Linked DNA regions of Homo sapiens: region 2 is linked to region 1. A link is an interaction called in ENCODE POLR2A ChIA-PET data of the cell type or tissue named here. Cell type or tissue: IMR-90. All regions are shown on one strand. Each heading gives the region's core, and the rest is flanking DNA. Links, peaks and the distances in the headings are about the cores only.

Region 1 (9,661 bases), core at 859-8,858:
GCTTGTCCCCAAATGCCTTCATGGGCAGCGTGTGCATTTAGACTAGACTTTGGGACCATTGGTAGCCTAGATGCCAAGGAAGAGCAAGAAGACAGGTTGATTTGCTTTGCTTTTTCAGCTCTGACTGCTAGGCATTCAAGCACAAAACCTGTGCTGGCTCTGCACCCCAAATGGTCACACAGAAGTAAGGTGCTTCTAGAACAGAAAATCCATGCGTAATTATGAATGGTCTGCAGATCTGGGAAAAACCAAAGTCTACAAGGAGACCAAAATTCAAAGCATTCAATTTTCCCATGAGAGCATCTCATTGAGTTCTCCTAAGCCTGTTACAGGGAGTTGGGGGGGAAATGAATATTTCAAGGGCATGTGTTAGAAACTGGCTGTTTTACATACATATCTCATATAATTTGAACCTAAGAAGAGCAGGAGAGCCCCACAAAGTTAATACTATCCCCAGCTGGCCAGTAGAAGAGAAGCTCTGAAAAGCTCTGACAGCCATGATCCCACAGCTAATACTTGGCTGAGCAAGTATTTAAACTCAGGCCCATAAGACCCCCAAGCTGTATAGGTAGGTGACATTATGTTTTTCAGCTGAACGAATGAAATTGAGGACATAAAAATAATTCATTTGCAGAAAAAAAAGCTCAAGGTGGAGGTAGGAGATTAATTATTTTAAAACTCTCAGATGTACTTTATATAGTTTACATTATAATATGCAAATACTGAGTGTACTAGTGATAGTAACATATATATATCTTACATGTATATATAATTTCAGTTTTTATATTTATTATCTTTTTTTTTTTTTTTTTGAGACAGAGTCGCACTCTGTTGCCCAAGCTGGAGTGCGGTGGCACTATCTCAGCTCACTGCCAACCTCTGCCTCCCAGGTTCAAGCGATTCTCCTGCCTCAGCCTCCCAAGTAGCTGGGATCACAGGCGTGTGTCACCACACCTGGCTAATTTTTGTATTTTTAGTAGAGACAGGGTTTCACCATATTGGCCAGGGTAGTCTCGAACTCCTGACCTCAGGTAATCCACCCGCCTCAGCCTCCCAGAGTGCTGGGATTACAGGTGTGAGCCACTGTTCCTGGCCTATTATCTCTTTTAATGGTCACATTTTGCCCTCTGTTTTACAGATTCAATGAAAACTCAAATTGAGTAAGGTTAAGCAATGTGCTAAAAGTCTCATTGGCCACAAAAGTAGAAATAGTAGTCCTCAAACCTCTGGGAATCCACACGTGATATTTAATGAGATAAATGAAATTAAACTTCAGTCTGACTTGGAGTTTTCTTTTAATGGATGTTGCGTAATTGAGTAGAGCCCAACCCAAGCAATTTTGAGAAGACAGTAATATTTTTAATTAAGATATTGAATTATTCTAAAAATCTATAAATTTCTGGCATCCTAGATGCAAGCTTCAATTAATCAAACTTAAAGTATTGATGCAATATATATTGTCTAAATGATTTACTACATATAATTTTCAGTGTTCTCAGAGTTCAGGAAAGTGGAGCTCAGTTTGGGTGGGAGTAAGAGATAAGGCTTCCCACAGGAAGAGCTGCCTCCTCTGGGTCTGAATGGATGTATTTGGTCTGGATCCATGTCTCTAATGTGGTATGTCCACACCCCGGGCCAAGGGCAAGATTATTCACTTGGCAAGGAAATAGGTGAACTTCCATCTTATATATTATTTAGCTCATCCTTTAAAAATGTCAGTTTTCATGGATGTTTGATAATGTGTGTAACATATTAGCAGGGTTATGCAAGAATAATATTTATAAAGTAACCATCCTTAGTGGTTGTTTCTGATCTAAAAAAAAACATTCTGATAAGAATGTATGATCAAAAATGTTTGGAGAGGCCAGTGGTCAAAATCTCAGGAAGGAGGAATAGCATGATGTGGTATAGTGGCCAGGAAGGAACCTTGACCTTGGAGATGGAGATGAAGTGTTAGGGTGCAGTGGGGAATAAAGTTAGATGGAGGGGGTGGAGTCAGGATATGAATGAGCTGAAGGGCCCTGTGGAAGAGTTTAATTTCATTACCTATAACATCACATCTAATGCTTTATAAAGATTCAATTGGGACTTGTAAGATAGGGTTAGAGGTCAGAACATTTGTAACTAGTGATGTCACCGGCTAGAAAACTTTCACAATATTCCAGGTACAAAGTGGAAAAGGGTTGCATTAGCATGACAAATGAAGGAGAAAGGGCAAATCCAAAAGGCATCTTGAAGGAAAAATAATAGAACGCAGTGAGAGCTTAGAAGAGTGAAACTGGGCCAGGCACAGTGGCTCACGCCTGTAATCCCAGCACTTTGGTAGGCCAAGGTGGGTGGATCACCTGAGGTTGGGAGTTTGAGAGCAGCCTGACCAACATGGTGAAACCCCATCTGTACTAAAAATAGAAAAATTAGCCGGATGTGGTGGCACATGCCTGTGATCCCAGCTACTCGGGAGGCTGAGTCAAGGTAATCCCTTGAACCCAGGAGGCAGAGGTTGCGGTGAGCTGAGGTCACGCCATTGCAGAAATTCTAGGAGGAGTGATATCAATGGTACCCTGACAGAAATGGGAGTGGTCTGAAAAAGGGACCAATAAATGGGAATAGGGTTGAAGGAGGGTGGGCGATGATGAGTTTTTAGACTTGAGAATGGTGTTTTTAGCTAATGATGAAACATCTAAGTGGAGATGTCTCATAAACATTTGACAATGTGGGAATGAAGAACAGCCTGGACAACAGGCTACAAATACAAGCTCAGACACACCTGTGTTGAAGCCGTAGTTGAAGCCATTGGTGCTCACACCTCGTGAAAGAAGGCAGCGTGAACAGAGATAGGCAATGACAAAGGATGAATCTTGGGGAACATGGCAAGGGCCCAAAAGAGAATAAGAGCTAGCAAAGAATCAGAAAAATAAATACCCACAAAGGAGCAAAATTGTTTTTAAAAAATGAACAACCAATACTATTAAGCACCATAGCCTAATCTCCAGGATTCCATAAGAAAACAGTGTAGTCTCCTGGGTTGAACTACTCTCCTGCACATAGCTTTTCCTCTCTGGCAAGGGTTTCTGGCTGTGGTCCTTTTGGGGCAAATATTGGTTCAGAATCTTGTTTAGAGCCACAGAATATTAGATAGTTAAGGGAACCTTTGTAGCTGTATCTCTCGTATATACAGTTGACTTTTTAAAAGTCGATCTTCACTAATAAGCAGAGAGAGTATTTAAAAACCAATAATTATCAATACTTCTGCATCCATCTCTCAAAATGTATATATTTTGGGGATGTTACTGGTTAGAACAGTAATTCCAGAGTGATTGGAGATATCACTTGACACTTGTCATCCTGTTCTCAAAGACCCTGGGGATTCATTTATTTCTGATTCTAGCAGTTCTCAATTGAACCCAGCCATAAGGACTTCTCTGAAGAAAATAGCCTTTCATGATGAGAAAGTACTTGAAGTATGCAAATAGATTGATGCCGTCACACCAGACACCTACCATAAGTAACCAGACAGCACTTCTCAAACTCTCATGTGCCTGCGAATCACCTGGGGATCTCATTAAAAATGTAGACTCTGATTCAGTAGGGCTGGGCTGAGGTCAAGATTCTACATTTGTAACAGGCTCCAGGTGATAAAGCTGATGTTCATCCAGGAGGCTCCAGAATACAATAGCTGCTTTGGAAGTGTCACTGCCACAATGTGAGTGGCAGCAGATCACTGGGTCTGGGATGGCTCCTTGGAGGATCTTCTGGCAGTCTGGAGACTGGGACCTACCTCCTCCACACAGCAGGTCTTTCCAGGCTGTTCAGCCTCAGAGTGAAGCTGAGGTTGAACTGATATATCCCACCAGCCTTGCACCAATGTGGCTGGGGCTGAAGGCATGAAGCCAGGGACTTCAGCAGCTGCAAGCAGTTCTGTGACTACACACAGCCTGTCTCTGGCTATCTCCCCATTCCCGAGACGTCTATCTTCTCAGTGGACACAGACTCTCACAAGTTCCCCAAGAGATTTGGTTACTGCCTCCAGGGAAGGCTGTTGTGTTTATCTGTCTGCTCCAGAGTTGTTTTTTTTTTTATTATCCTAAGGAATATATGCATTATAAACCGGCCTTAGATTCCTTTTCTTCTGGATGGTGGTCAGAACTGGAGCCCAGAAGTCTGATGTGCCTACTTGCATCCTCACATCCTTGGTGAATTAGGTCCAGGAGCTCTGACACATTCATTCCCTAAGATGTAGATAGCGCCATTCTCTCCTCCTCATCTCCAAAGAATGTGAAGGATAGAGAGGAAGGGTTATATGCCATTAACATCGCATTTATTTAAAAAATGCTAGTTTTAAAGTCTTGTAATAGAAACGAAGACATTATGAGAAGAGACAGCTGTCTAACGAAGTAGCTTAAGTGAAATGCCCAGGCCTGATTGTTGAGTCTCATACCTTGTTATAGGTCATCCATCTCGTGCCCCTGTCTGTCCTCCCTCCTTTCAGATGCCTTGTTTTCCTGTGTGTCCCACATGTGGCCCCCTCTTTCCTAGAACCAGGAGTCAAGCTAAACTGATTTAGAGGAAGTGTTCCCTACCCAGATGCTCATTTAGTCCACACACAGATGGCCGGTATTTTTATGCATTTTTAATTTACCAATAACCTTTTAGGAATGAAACAGAACTAACATTTATTGAATTTATTGAGCACTTACTATATGGAAAGTCCTCCTCTGCTGATAGCTTCCTGTATATCAACTCAGTTAAACCTTTTCATGAAGAAAATGAAGCTTAGAGAGACCAAGTTACTTGCCAAGGTTACAGAATAAGGGGTAAAACTCAAGATGGTAGGATGGAAACATGCAACCCTTGTCCACCAGTTCTTACTTGGGGATTGCAGCAAAAAGGGTTTGCTTTAGAAAAACTTCCCCGACAGTTGTAAGTACTGTTAGTGGAGCTCACTAAATAGTTAAATAGACATAAGCAATTACTGGCATACTGTGCAGGCATGAGTTCAGTTTTAGCCAGAAGTCCCTCCTCACAAAGGGACTTGGTATATTGCCAAGGATAGCTAGGGCATCATCTCCACTATTTGCTGTGATTATTTGTCGGCCTTTTTCTTACTCTTGACGCTATGTGTGTGTGTGTGTGTGTGTGTGTGTGTGTGTGTGTGTGCGCACGTACACTGAATGAACTTAAACAACTTGATGGATCTCAACATTTAGACACCTTAAATAGATACCATAGGTAAAAGCTCGTTATCAACTGTAAGACCTATTCCAAAGTGAAATGTTTGTGCTGTTGTGATTTTGTTGCTCTCTATGAGAATTCTTAGAGATCCCTTTTTTCTTTGACTTCCCTTCCTGTGCAGTGCCGTTTTCTTTGATGCTCTCGCTTCAGGCTCTTTTTCATATATATATATATATATATATATATATATATATATATATATATATATATCTTTTTATTATACTTTAAGTTCTAGGGTACATGTGCACAACATGCAGGTTTGTTACATATGTATACATGCGCCATGTTGGTGTGCTGCACCTATTAACTCGTCATTTACATTAGGTATATCTCCTAATGCTATCCCTCCCCCCTCCCCCCACCCCACAACAGGCCCCGCTGTGTGATGTTCCCCTTCCTGTGTCCAAGTGTTGAGCAGGCTCTCTTTTTCTAGTGCTCTGCCTGCTCCTGCGCTAGCCCATGGTCTCTTTTCTAATGTCCTGTTCTCTCTTCGAAGTCTGTACCTGGCACCCCTACTAAATGGCACACACAGACACCTCATATTTCTGGGGTTCTAGTCACACCTGAGTCTTAGCTGGTGGAAGGAACTATTTATTTTCCCCTTTAGGAAACCAATCATTTGAAGCCTCAAGTATCAGCCTCCTGGCAGCCACCACAAAGACCATCCCCTCAGGAAACAAAACAAGCTCTATCTCTAGAGTTTCCCTGTTTTTTTTTTTTTCTTTAAAGTTCCCTGGTGCAAGTAGGCTGCAATTAAGAGTCAGGATCAAAGGGACTGGCTGCCTCTGGGGCTGCTGGGACCAGCAGAGAGCTTTGGTCCTTTTAACTACTTACTTCCCACAATGCGTGCTACTCTAGCTGCTTCTTTGTTCTCCTGGGTACTCAAGTACCAGAATGGTGGTTTGCTGTGGGAAGACACATTAGAGTCAATGGAAGAACTTTTTCACATTACACAGGATTCTGACGGCCCCACCACACCACTCCTTGGAGATCTACCCAACTGACAAAAAATACAAATATAAGGTAGAAATTAGAAGGAAATCCCAAGTGGGAAGGCATCTGAGGGATTATTAGCACAATTCCTGTCTACCCTCTTCCCCAGCCCTGACAAGCTGTTTCCAGCTATTGTGTATCTTTCTTTATTGACCGGACAATCATGACCCTATGGCGCATACAAGCCATAACATTTTGTTAGAAAATTCTTCCTCATGCTGAAATGAAATGGGACTCTGTAACCTGCACTCTTCATCCTTGTTCAGGCCTTTGGAGTAACCCTAAGCAAATCAAGTGTCTCTTTAGGAGGCGAGCCCCTTCACGTACTTGAAGATGTCAGAATTCCTCTGACAGGACCAGTATGGCACCTCCCTAATTCATGATAGAATACCTTTATATATGCAACCCAAGACACTGAGCTTCTCTGGCAGTGTTGACCCATTGTAGACTCAAATTGAACCTTGAACCAGCTGTGATAAGAGAAAGAGGTGGGGCTCTTTAACTTCTCTCAGCTTGGTTCAGGCCTGAGCACAGTGCGGGGGCGGGGGGTAGTGAATAGATGAAGGTAAAGTGTGGCGGGACAGATGATCTTCCACAACTGCATGATGGGATGCTTTAAAATTGTTTTCAGTCCCAACCACAGGTAACAGCCCCCTCCAGAAATCCCTGGCAATGTGCGGGACACTGGCTTGCAAAATTACCCACAAGGACAATAGACTGATGGATCGAGATTTAAATAAACATACATGCAGAGATAGATTGAGGTATTTCTTCACATCAACCATTTGAATAACACACTCGGGCAGTGTTTAGAGATAAGGTACACGTTTTTGGTTTTCTTCCGTCATCGTCTATGTGTTTTGGTTCAACGAGCATTTTCGCAGTAGCGCTCAGTCCTCCCGAGTTTCTCTGCGGCTCTCAGCAGCTTAGAGACACACTTCGCCATCAGTAGGTGCCAAGGTCACTGGAGGAACTAATTAATCCCAGCTCCAGTCAACAGCAGGCTGCACTAACCTGCCCTCCTTCCTCGTAGAAGGAGAAACCAGGAAGGATTTTCTCCCTCAGTTCCGCCCAGGCCTTCTTAGGGACACGCAGAGCAAACAAAGGAAGGGTGAGGAGGGGTGTTGAACCATTTCTCTATGAGGTGACCACATTTTCATGTAGAGAAGGCCCAGAGCTTGATCTGAAGCTTTCAGACTTGAGTTGATATTTAACGTAGAGATCCCCAGGCCCCTACTCTATCACAAACTCTGTCTTTTTTTTTCCTCTGTACTAGTATTAGTTTTATTAATGCCCTATAAACCCAGCAAGCATGATTTGCCAGGCCAAAAATTTGCATTTTTAACAAAAATTGCCAGCTTTCTAGCTGACCACTCAAGAGCATGAGTTTTCCCCACTCGGTGAAATTTATGTTGTATAACGCAGACCTCATTCAATAATTGATCAGAAAATGTAACTGAGAGGAGTGATTATTTTTGGAAACATTGACGACCAATAACCCAAGATACAAAGTTAGAAAACATTGCCATTTAAAACCTTGTAGATACCGGAATTCTTGTGAGTCCCCTTATCCAGGTACATGTTAGGTCTTGAGTTAATTGCTCTGTGGCTGTGGATTTTTATTTGATGTTCTGATCTCTTCCTTCCAGTTTGATAAATTAGTGTAGAAAGTGGAAGAAAAACATGCCGGCGCAGCCTGTGCGCTTTGTCAGGTTAACAGAATGGAGTCCTGCTCTGGCATCAGTCAGTGCTGTTGTCCGAACCCTCTGTGGCTCCTTCCTCCCTCCCTGGGGCCCAGAGCTGCAGACGCTAGAGGGGCATCGGCCTGGGAGTGAGGTTCCCGCTACAGTTTGGAGAACCCAGCAAATCCTGGAGTTAGGTTTCTGACGCTCCCCATCTTGCTCCCTAGTTACAAACAGAAAAAAAAAAAAATCAAAACCATATGTTCAATACACTGTCAGCCTTCTAGTGAACATGTTACCGTTAAATAATAACCGTCAGCCTATCCGCAAATTTGACGGTGATGGGCGTTGGAGCTGACCTGCCCTGGCGGAGGCTGGGGAGGGTGGAGAAGGGCGATTGTGTTTGCTTCCTTGCTCAAAATGGCATGTCGCTGGAAGCCTTCCAGCTCCTAATGGTGGAGGCATAGCAAGGACTGCATTTACCGACTTATTTCCCTCTTTTTTTTCACGTATTCTTTCTTCCCCTCACATTTTCAGGACTGAAAATTAGAAACACTTTTCTCCTACACACAAAATTACTCCCTCACACACACTTTATTTTCCCCCTGCTTTGAAGTGACAGTTGCTGCAAGAAAAGGTTTCTCTCAGAAGAGCACAGGCTGTCCTGGCCAGAACGAAGGGGTTAATTTAAAATACAGCCAGCTAGGTAGTCCTAGGGGCATGCTTTCCCTTGGGGTTGGGGGTGGTATCTGAAAGGTTGGAGGGGGTGCTCCTGGGGCTCTGCTAATATTTTATTTCTTCATCTGGGTGTGAGATGTACAGATGTGTTCACTTTGTGAAAATCCAGTGGGCTGGATACAGGATATGTGGTCTTTTTTTTTTTTTTGTCTTTAATAAAGTTTTAAAAATGTAGCTGGCTACCTTGTACTTTGTATTATAAGATAAAGTTCGTGGGAAGGTAGTCCTATATTTTTATTCTTTTCCCACTTGGACCTCCGCTTTTTATTCATTTCTCTCTTCTGGAACCTTCTGGGCTTCCAGCAGTGGTCTCTGTTCCCGCCTATAATCAGAACCATGAAGGGTCATGACAGCCAGCTTATCATTCTACCCTGGACCAGACGGAAGTTAATGCTCCAAATTAGAAACTTGAAAGGAAATGATCAGTGCTAACTAATAATGATGCTGACAGTAATAATAACAGTTACTTTGTCATTATATACAAAACATCTCCTTGTTTCTCCCTATTTTTATTTTATTCAAATGCATGAAAGCTTTGCTTAAGAGACTTTTTTTTTTCTATTTGGCAATCAAGACAAATGGAAGGAAGGAAGAGTGTGGGGACAGCAGATGACAAAGCCCTTTGCCCTTTTCTGGCGGTGTAGCCCTAGATTAGCCTGTTAGTCTGTTTAAGTCAAGGGATTGCAGATCTCAAAAAATAAATAAGGATGGCTAAGGATGGCAGGAATGCAGTTTGTGGGTCATCAACACAGATTTGAATCCCGGGGTCCCGTAGGAAGCACGAGTTACCAAATTCATTGGACCTCTGGTTTCTTGTGCCCACCTCTCAGGATTTTTGTGAAGATTTGGTAAAACAATGGACCAGAATTGCCTTATGCATGGTGAGGGACCCTTTGTCAGTGGGAAGGAGCTGATGGCATTGTTAATTTAAGGACCTGCTCTGCCAGGGCAAATGTGTTCTCCTTAATGAAGCTTTCATTGGCTATAGAAAAGTTTGCAGGAAAAAGAAATGTATG
Region 2 (9,661 bases), core at 1,187-9,186, 260 kb after region 1:
GAAGGTGGGTAACAAAACGTGCGCAGTATCCAGTGACCACCTGAAGAGCAGAAGGTTTCTTTCTCCCAATAACTAGCTAATTCTTGGTGGGAATGGTCCACCCTTCAACTTCCCTAATTTTAGAAACATTTTTCTTCTTTTTGTTTACTAGATATGTGTTATAAAATGAATTATGTCCTCCCACCTCAATTCATAGGTTGAAGCTCTAACCCACAATGTGATTACATTTGGAAATAGGGCCAGTAGAAAGGTAAATAGGCACAAATGAGTCATGAGGATGGAGCTCTAATCCAATAGGACTGGTGTCCTTATAAGAGGAGGAGGAGATGCCAGACCTCTTTCTCTCTCCGCTCACACACAGCGAAAAAGGCCATATGAAGACACAGTGAGAAAGCAGCTATCTGCAAGCTAGGAAAAGAGGCCTCAGCAGAAATCAACTCTGCCAGCACCTTGATCTTGAACTTCCAGCCTTCAGAACTGTGAGAAAATAAATTGATGTTGTTTAAGCTATCCAGCCTGTAGTATTTTGTTATAGAAGCTCAAGCTGACTAATAGAATGTGTTGCTCCATTACAAAAAAAAAAAAAATTCTGATTCACTGGTATTACCATAAATGCTGAAACAGCCTACACACTCCCAAATAACTAAAACCTAATAAAATGAACTTCATCTGAAACTACTCTGAATACATTCACAGACTGTGAACCACAGATTGTATCTGAATCTCTGTAGATTAAAACATTAACTCAAGATTTTGCAGGATTGTCAATTTAAGCATTATTTGTATAACGTGATACATAAAATCCTTGTGTTTTAATTTTAACTTTATGGCTTTCTTTGTACTTTTAAAATAAGAGTTTGTGACAACAATGTGATAATCACAGCTATTGGAAAAAAGAAAGGTGAATTACAATACATTGGGAATCTCCTGTATTGGATCAGAAACAAACGGAGTCAGATGTTGCAGAGCCCAGTGATTGTGTGGATATACACAGATGACTTAAAGATTTAAAACGACTTGGCTTTAAACAGTTGCCTTGAAAAGTGAATACAAATCAGGGACTGTGGCATTTTTATTTGTGGGTATTTGTGTTTGTAAATGTACACATCAACTGTTTGAAAATCAGAAATCTCTAGGGCCTGGGCAAATAAGTAGAACATAACAGAACATACTTTATATCTACACCCATTTTCTTTACAGTATTTAAAAAGATGAAAAGTAGCTTAAGTGGGGACCTAAGAGGGGGGAAAAAAAGAAATACTATAAATAAAATATTCAGAACTCTGTAAAGTGATTACTGTAAGAAGGAGAATCAATATGAAAAGCACAGTACTGTTTGGCTCTCGTCTTTCTGACTTTTTTAGCCCTGGACAGAGGGACAGTCTTGATAGAAGAGGAGCTAAAACATTGACTGCTGGCATGCATATGTACATTTTGGTCCAAGGCTGTGTGAGTTAATCACCAAAGGGGAAAATGATAGCATTGGGTTTTGGCAGTAAGAGTTATAGAGTTAGCTAAATGATAGGCCTGGACAATAAAAATATTGGCTCCGTGGAAGAAGGTGGAAACCAACACTAAGGAATCTAAGTATTAAAGGAGGTTAAAGAGACCATCTTGTGTATCCTTGTTAGTAAATGGATGCCAATTAATCAACTATGTGGCCTGTGGCCTCTGTGGCCTGTTCTGGTCTCAGGACCTCTCAGAAGCCATTCCCAATCCCTCTTAGAATCCAGCTACAAGAATTAAAAGAATAACTTCCAGCCCGCATTTTGCAACATGTTGGACAAGTATCTCAAGAGATATCTACCAAAGATAAAGCCATTTGAATTCACTTTCATTTAAATATAAATTGTATGTATCAATTTGAAGAGTGGAAGAAGGTATCAGCAAAGCAAATATTTTAAAAAGCAAACACCCAATTTTGCCTTTTTGCTGACCACAGAGCATTTCCACATTTAAAAACTAATGTGAAATCTTCATAAATTCTACTCTTATTGATCCTTAAATACTATACTTAGCATCATAGAACTTGAAGGTAACCTGGGGATCAGCTTATTCAAGCCCTCAGTTTTATCCCCAAAGCCCAGAAGTTTACAACTGCCCAGGACTCACAGGTGTTCCACAGAGCCACAAATGCTTCAGTCCCAAACTGAGCTCATTGTGATGCACCAAATTTGTTCCTTTTCTTACAACGTTTATGTCAGATAATAGTGGAAGTATATTCCAATTACCTAAAAATTTAGGAAAATTTTAAACTCTTTTCTTAATCCCAAATTATATCATTTCTATTTATTCATTTGTTCATCTATTTATCCATCCATTTATCCATCAAGCATTGACTTGTCATTGACTCCATAAAGACACTCTGCTAGACTCTTCATACTTAGTAATTAAGTAGAATACAGTTTCTGCTGTCCAGAGTTTCAGTGTCTGGATGGAGAAAGTGTATGCAAATAAACAGTGAGTGAACTGCTCTAAAGGAATGCTGTGGTATAACAGAGAATAAAGGTCTGAATTCAGCTTGGGGTAGAGTCAAGAATACTTTAAAAAAGTGCCTTTTCCATTAAGCTTTGAAAGTTCCATAGGATGTCCCCAGGTAGATCGGAGGAGGAAAGGCAGACATCTTTCCACCTGGGTTATGCCAGCAACCTCCTATCACACCTTCAGTCTTGTTCCCCTTAAACCTATTCTCCCTACTATAGCCAGATTGCCTGGGCAGACTTTCTAACTCTCCTTCCCTTTTCCTCTCCCTTCCTTAATTCTTTCTGCTCTTGTCACTTTGTTTTTTGTTAATCAAAACATAACCATAGTTAATACTTTTGTTAGAGTGAAAATAGAAGAATGAAATGTTTGACTCTAAAAAATGCATGTAGACAGAATAAGAAAGCAGGTTGTTCATTCAAAAATGCAAATTAAGTAATGCTTACAACTCTTCCATGGTTCTCTTATCTTACATAGAATAAATTCTATTTTTTTCTTTGAGATAGGGTCTTACTCTGTTGCCAGGCTGGAGTGCAGTGGCACATTCACAGCTTACTACAGCCTTGACCTCCAGGGCTGAAGTGATCCCCTCATTCCCATCTCAACCTCTCTAGCAGATGGGACTACAAGTGTATGCCACCACACCCGGCTAAAATTTTTAAACATTTTTTGTAGAGATAGGGACTCACTATGTTGCCCAGGCTGATCTTGAACTTCTGAGCTCAAGCAATCTTCCTGCCTTGGCTTGCCATAGTGCTGGTATTACAGACTTGAGCCACTGCACCTGGCCTAAAAGCCAAATTCTTAACACAGATGGTAAGTACCTATTGACTGCTCAAATTCCTTTGGGGAAACTGCGTGCCCTCAACTAATGAGGAGTTGGCCAGGCATAGGCAACACATACAGGGCCACCACTTCCCAATGCAACTCCTATTTTTGAACCAGAATAAGACACCATCCCTACACAGATAAATTGTAAAAGTCATGAGTTGGCCAGGCATAGGCAACACATACAGGGCCACCACTACCCAATGCAACTCCTGTTTTTAAACCAGAATAAGACGCCATCCCTACACAGATAAATTATAAAAGTCACCCCGTCCATGGGGAAACAGCCCTATGCATACACAGGCAGGCAAGCAGACACCATCTTGTGCAAATGAAAAGCTGCCTTTCCCTCCAAGAAAATGCAGCTCCATGCCAGGATACATAGCCTGGTGAGCAAATGGGCCTGGCTTTTGGCCTCCATTCACTCCCCGTGACCAGATGCCTTTGTGCAGTGCACAAACCATGGACAAATGATCTGGACTGCAAGCAGAGACTGATTCGTTCTAGGTACAGTGATCAACTCAGGAGTAGGTAGGCGACCAAGCAGCCAAAGTTTTTCAAGATTGATAAATAGATGTGAGGACAAAGAAGACCTTCCCCCCTGGGGTTATTAACCTGGGAAACTGTATATTTTAGCCTGTTGTAGCCATTTTTTCACCATGTGGGAAGAGGCTATAATGTAAATAAAGGAAATGCATAGAAAGACATACGCACAGAGAGAGAGAGAGAGAGAGAGAGAGAGCTGATACTACTGCCTGAGCTTTTATCTATATCCAGCTAAGTCTGAGGCCTTGTCTGGCTGTAGGCTGTCTATGTAAGACAATGGATTCCATCTTTTTTTTTTTTTTTTTTTAGACGGAGTCTCGTTCTGTCGCCCAGGATGGAATTGCAATGGTGTGATCTTGGCTCACTGCAACCTCCGCCTCCCAGGTTCAAGCAATTCTCCTGTCTCCGCCTCCAGAGTAGCTGGGATTACAGGCACACACTGCCATGCCCAGAGTTTCACCGTGTTGCCCAGGCTGGTCTCAAACTCCTGAGCTCAGGGAGTCCATCAACCTCAGCCTCCTAAAGTGCTAGGATTACAAGTGTGAGTCACTGCGCCCAGCCAATTCCATCTTTTAAAGTTGGCTTGTTTCACTAAAATATTGTCACTAAAATAGCCCATATACATATAGCTTATCATAGGGTTTGCAAATTCATATGTCTATAAAAATCCTATGCAAAAGAAAATATGATCGAGACAATATGGAGTGTTGGGGACTGTGACAAAATTGGGAACCATTGCCCTATCTTGAAGAACCTTCTCCTGCTTATCTCCAATTGACCTGAAAAATTTATGTCCAGCAGAGCTGAGTCTTGTACTTTTATTTTAAAGGGTGCCCTGGAAACACAGATATTTATGCCAAAATCTCCTAATTTTTTAAATATATCAACTAACTCTAAGTAATGTTAAAACACCATGCAGGTCAAATGTAATATATTTGCAGGCCAGATCAAGTCAGCAGTTTGGAACTGCTGACATATGTTACTGCAGAATGTGTTCTGTTCTTCCTCTCTGCTCCATGTCATTCTACTCCCAATTACTTTCCACCTTACTCTCTCTGCTCCAAACTTTTTTTTTGAGATGGAGTCTCAGTCTGTCACCCAGGCTGGAGTGTAGTGGTGCAATCTCGGGTCACTGTAACCTCTGCCTCCTGGTTTCAAGCGATCCTCGTGCCTCAGCCTCCCGACTAGCTGGGATTACAGGTGCCTGCCACAACGCACAGCTAATTTTTGTATTTTTAGTAAAGACGGGGTTTTGTCATATTGGCCAGGCTGGTCTCAAACTCCTGACCTCAAGTGATCCACCCACCTCGGCCTCCCAAAGTACTGGGATTACAGGTGTAAACCACCCTGCCCGGCCCAAAACTTCTTTTAGCTCCTTGAATACCCCACTCTCTTTGGAACTTCCAAACTCTTGAGAATACTGTTTGTTACCTCTGACTCAAACTCTTTTGTCCGCTCTTCTATCCTTTGATCTCAGCTCAATTGTCACTTCTTCCAAAAAACTTTCTCTGGAATCATAAGTCTGGGTTAGATACAATGCCTCTGTGTATTTTTTGAAAAAAAAAAAAAAAATAGAAGAAACAAACAAACAAAAAAAAAGAGCTAGTTCATTTGAATTCATACAGAACTTTGTATGCCAAGGTAAAGACTGAAATTATTTCTCTGCTAGTGGTTCTCAATCAGGAGGAAGACCTTTGGTCCTTAAGAAAAATGTAAGGCCAGGCGCGGTGGCTCACACCTGTAATCCCAGCACTTTGGGAGGCCAAGGCAGGTGGATCACAAGGTCAGGGGATAGAGACCATCCTGGCCAACATGGTGAAACCTTGTCTCTACTAAAAATACAAAAAAAAAAAAAAAATTAGCTGGGTGTGGTGACACGCACCTGTAGTCCCAGCTACTCAGGAGGCTGAGGCAGAAGAATTGCTTGAACCCGGGAGGCGGAGGTTGCAGTGAGCTGAGATCGCACCACTGCACTCCAGCCTGGGCGACAGAGTGAGACTCTGTCTCAAAAAAAAAAAAAAAAAAAGAGAAAAGAAAGGAAAAATGTAAACATCTGGGTCCCATCCCCAGATATAGGACTAGGCCTGAGGCAAAAAATTTAAGGATACTCCCCAAAACTCAGCAATCAAGATAAATGTTTGGAAGCAACATTTAAAAAAATCAAAATTAATGCAAACAATTCCATAATAAACAAAATACCAAATTTTTAATAAAGACAGAATTGTAGTTACTGATATTTCCCATTAAGTTCCAACATGACTTGGTATAACATTTCTTTAAATTTTGATATTTTGTTAATTATGGATTTTGCATTAAATTTTATATTTTAAAATATTACATTAAATTAATATTTATCTTGAGCAATGAAGTTTTGAAGTACCCTTAAATTTTGTGCCTGAAGGAAGTGCCTCCCTTGCCTTACCCTAGCCCTGGTCCTATTCAAGTGTAGCGTAAGAATTTACAGTAGTACATTTCCACTTCTCCACTCCCGGCCTTTGTGGTAATGTTGTCATTCATTTTATTTAGTTAGTTATTTTTTACATAATTATAAATTCATACTATGCTATCATTATTTTTATTTATACTGGCAATTGTCTTTTAAGGAGATTTATATATTTACCTCTATAGTTACCACTGGTGCTACAGATTCCTTTGTATAGAAACATATTTCCCTCTCATATCATTTTTCTTTTGCCTAAAGTTCGCCCTTTAACATTCTTGTAGTGCAGGACTGCAAAGTATAAATTTTTGCAGCTTTTATGTGTTAAAAATAAATCTTTATAAATAATGATATTTTTTCTGCATATAGAATTATGGATTGACAGGATTTTTTACCCCACTCAATACTTTAAAGATGTCCCACTGTCTTCTCACTTACATTATTTCTGATGAGAAATGTGCTATAAATCTTGTATTTGTTCTACTATACCTAATATCCTTTTTTACTGTGCCTTTATTAAAGATTTTTATTCTTATTACTGATTTAAAGCAATATTTTTATTATGGACCTTGTTATAGTCACCTTCATGATTTTTGCCCATTTTGGGATTAAGATGGGAGAATAAATCTGGTTCCTGTTATTCCATCTTTGCTAGAAACAAAACTTTTTGGGTCATTTATCCTTGGTATAACTCCTAATACATTTAGACAAGCCTACCATCTTATCATTTGCTTTCTACTTGTTCTTTTTTTTTTTTTTTTAGTTTCTTTTTTGTCTCTCAAAGCAAGGAGAGAACATCTTGCTTTCATTTTGATTATTTTTGACTACTCTATTTTTTCCTTCTACTAGTTTGAAAGTTCTGCCTTCCTTTACTATTATTTTAGTGGTTACCTCAGCAACTATCACAAGCAGCCATGGTTTTAAATACTATTTTTATGTGAAATGGTTATGCTTTTCCTTAGCAATGCAATAAATCAAGCATACTTTATCATTATTTAAGCTCTTCTCAACTTACATACCCTTATTTTCCTTTATTTTAATTCTATATATTTATTGACTCCCAAGATATTACTTTTGATATTCCTCATTTAAGTACATCCACATGCTTGACATTTTTATTGCTTCTTAATTTCTTCATGAATATTTGACTTTCTACTGGTATCATTTTCCTTCTCCTTGAAGAGTAATTTAGGTCTGCAGGTGGAAAATTCTCATGATGTTTTATTTCTGCATTAAAATGTTTCTTATATTATCTTTACTCTGTATATTTTCACTGGGCATGAGTTATACAATAGCATTTATTTTCTTTCAGCAGACAGGAGATAGTATTTTATGTCTTCTAATACTCATTATTGTTTTTAAGAAGTCAGCTGAAATCTAGTTATTGCTCCTTTAAAAGCAATCTCTTTTTTTCTGGAAGATTTCAAATTTTTTCTCTGTTCTTTGGTTTTCTGCAATTCCAGTATGATGGATTTGGGTTGTGCATTTCTTTTTATTTATCCAGTTTGAATTTTTGAATATGTAGATGCATGTCTTTAATTAACTTAAGAAAATTTCAGCTTTTATCGCTTCAAATATTGCTTTGGTTTCATTCTTATTTTCTCCTCTTTCTTATTTTAAATTTGCAAAAACATGTTTGGTTATTCTCATCATTACCCCTATTTTTTTTTAATTTCACATTTTTTTTAATCTTGTCCCTCTTGCTTCCTTCTGAGTATTTTGCTTTCATCTATCTTCCAGTTCACAAATTCTCTTTTCAGATGTGTCTAATCTGTTACTAACCATGTCAACTGAGTTGTTAATTTCAGTTATTGTATGCCTTAATTCTAAACTTCTGTTTGGTTCTTTTCTAATCTGCTGCCTATTGCTTTAATGGTTTTAAGTTATCTGTCAACATTTTCAGTCTTTAATTTCCTTGAACATCAAAAGCATAGTTTTTAAACATCTGTGCCTGATAATTCCAATATCGGGAGCTCTTGAGGGTCTGTTTCTGTTGTTGCTTGTTTCTATTTGTCTTTCTTCAAATTTTATTGTCCCTTCATGTGACTGGTTATCTTTCATTGTGTGCCAGTTATTGTATTTGAAAAATAATTAGTCAGGCAACTGATATACTAGCAATCCATAATTTTATTATTCAATTTCAGAATTGAGTTCTTTTTCTTTTTAAATCAGCCAGACCACTTGAAAATGGATTACTGCCCTTGTGGGAGATTATTTACTTCTGGTTTATTTTTTCTTTAAGGTCACAATGCAAAGTAAAGCACTTACTATGACCTCTACCTTTGACAGGCTCTGAACTGCAGTGTTTACTTCCCAACAGTTCAAGGCTGTCTGGTACCAGCCAGAATGTTAGCAGTCTCACTGACATTAGCAAACACCCTCAGGGGAAAAAGAAGTATCAAATGACATTTTCCCTCTGAATTTTTATCTTCCCTTGGATTGTGCCCCAATAAATCTGCTCTAACTTATAAATCCACCAGTGCCTTCAAGAATACAGCCCACTTCACCCCTTGCTGATTTTCTAATTGTCTTCAGTAAAATGATTGGTCTGAATTTAGGTAATTTTAAAAAATTTAATTTCCTTTTTTTCTCACGAATGAGGTTAAGCATTTTTTCTTTAAAAATCATATGCATTTTTCATTTGATTTGTAAGAATATTATCAACATTTCAAACTCATGATTTTTCCTAATCTACTGTCTGGTTTAAAAATTGCCAAAGAAATATTTTGGGGAAACAAAAACTATAAAAATTATAATACGCTTTGATAACATAAATTGTTTCTATTCAACCAAAAGTATAAAAACGCTTTTTATTCATTGAAAATTAGACTTTATCTCTACTTCTTTACTAAATAAACATTTTAAAATATTAATTTGAAGGGCAAACTACTGGCCTTCTCTGGAGTGATCTGCCCTTGACCTCACGGGTGAAGCCTGTGCATATGCAGTTTTAAGAAGTGCTACAGATAATTGAGATCCTGGTTAATATGCTGAAGCAGATGTCATTGAATGACTCAGTCGGCTTCTTCAAACATCCTGTGGTCTACCTTATTGCATGCAAAAAGGTAGAAAACTAAAGGTTATATTTCCCCAACTCCCTTCACATCTTGGGGTTAGTACTTAACCAAATAACCACACCCATACAATATTTGGAAAGGGAAGTGAGGCATAACCTGTGCTTTTGTTTCTGAAGGCCTATTTCCTGTAGTAGCATCATTGGGAGTTCCATTGTCTAATCCTGGCTTTGTGGCTATTGAGTGGTTTGTGTGGATTATCCATTTGTTGGCATTACATGGGGGCTTGGAGCTCAATCATGGTGGTGGCTTCCTGAACTTCAGTTCCTAGTTGCTGTTGTGGCTGTGATGT

What was found. Peaks named below come from ENCODE experiments on the same cell type or tissue, not always from the same donor. Only the 100,000 strongest peaks of a DNase experiment are listed, where the experiment ranks them.
Region 2: POLR2A ChIA-PET joins it to region 1 with 23 read pairs; 2 of 35 experiments call an interaction of 5 or more read pairs at or near these places.

The regions. Positions count from the first base shown.
Region 1 is chr13:97,227,735-97,237,395 of GRCh38, forward strand. All of the region lies in intron 1 of MBNL2 (muscleblind like splicing regulator 2), which reads left to right. It overlaps LOC107984573 (a long non-coding RNA gene), which reads right to left. Exons shown (of 2, transcript XR_001749968.1): 2 at 7,677-8,130. Among named protein-coding and RNA genes, the nearest start is that of MBNL2, 10 kb to the left of the region's middle. RefSeq lists an enhancer at 1-117. In IMR-90, for the core only: no CTCF peak of the experiment used is centred there; a DNase peak (open chromatin) is centred at 4,227; H3K27ac peaks cover 1,024 bases.
Region 2 is chr13:97,483,063-97,492,723 of GRCh38, forward strand. No RefSeq gene overlaps it. Among named protein-coding and RNA genes, the nearest start is that of RAP2A, 54 kb to the left of the region's middle. In IMR-90, for the core only: no CTCF peak of the experiment used is centred there; no DNase peak of the experiment used is centred there.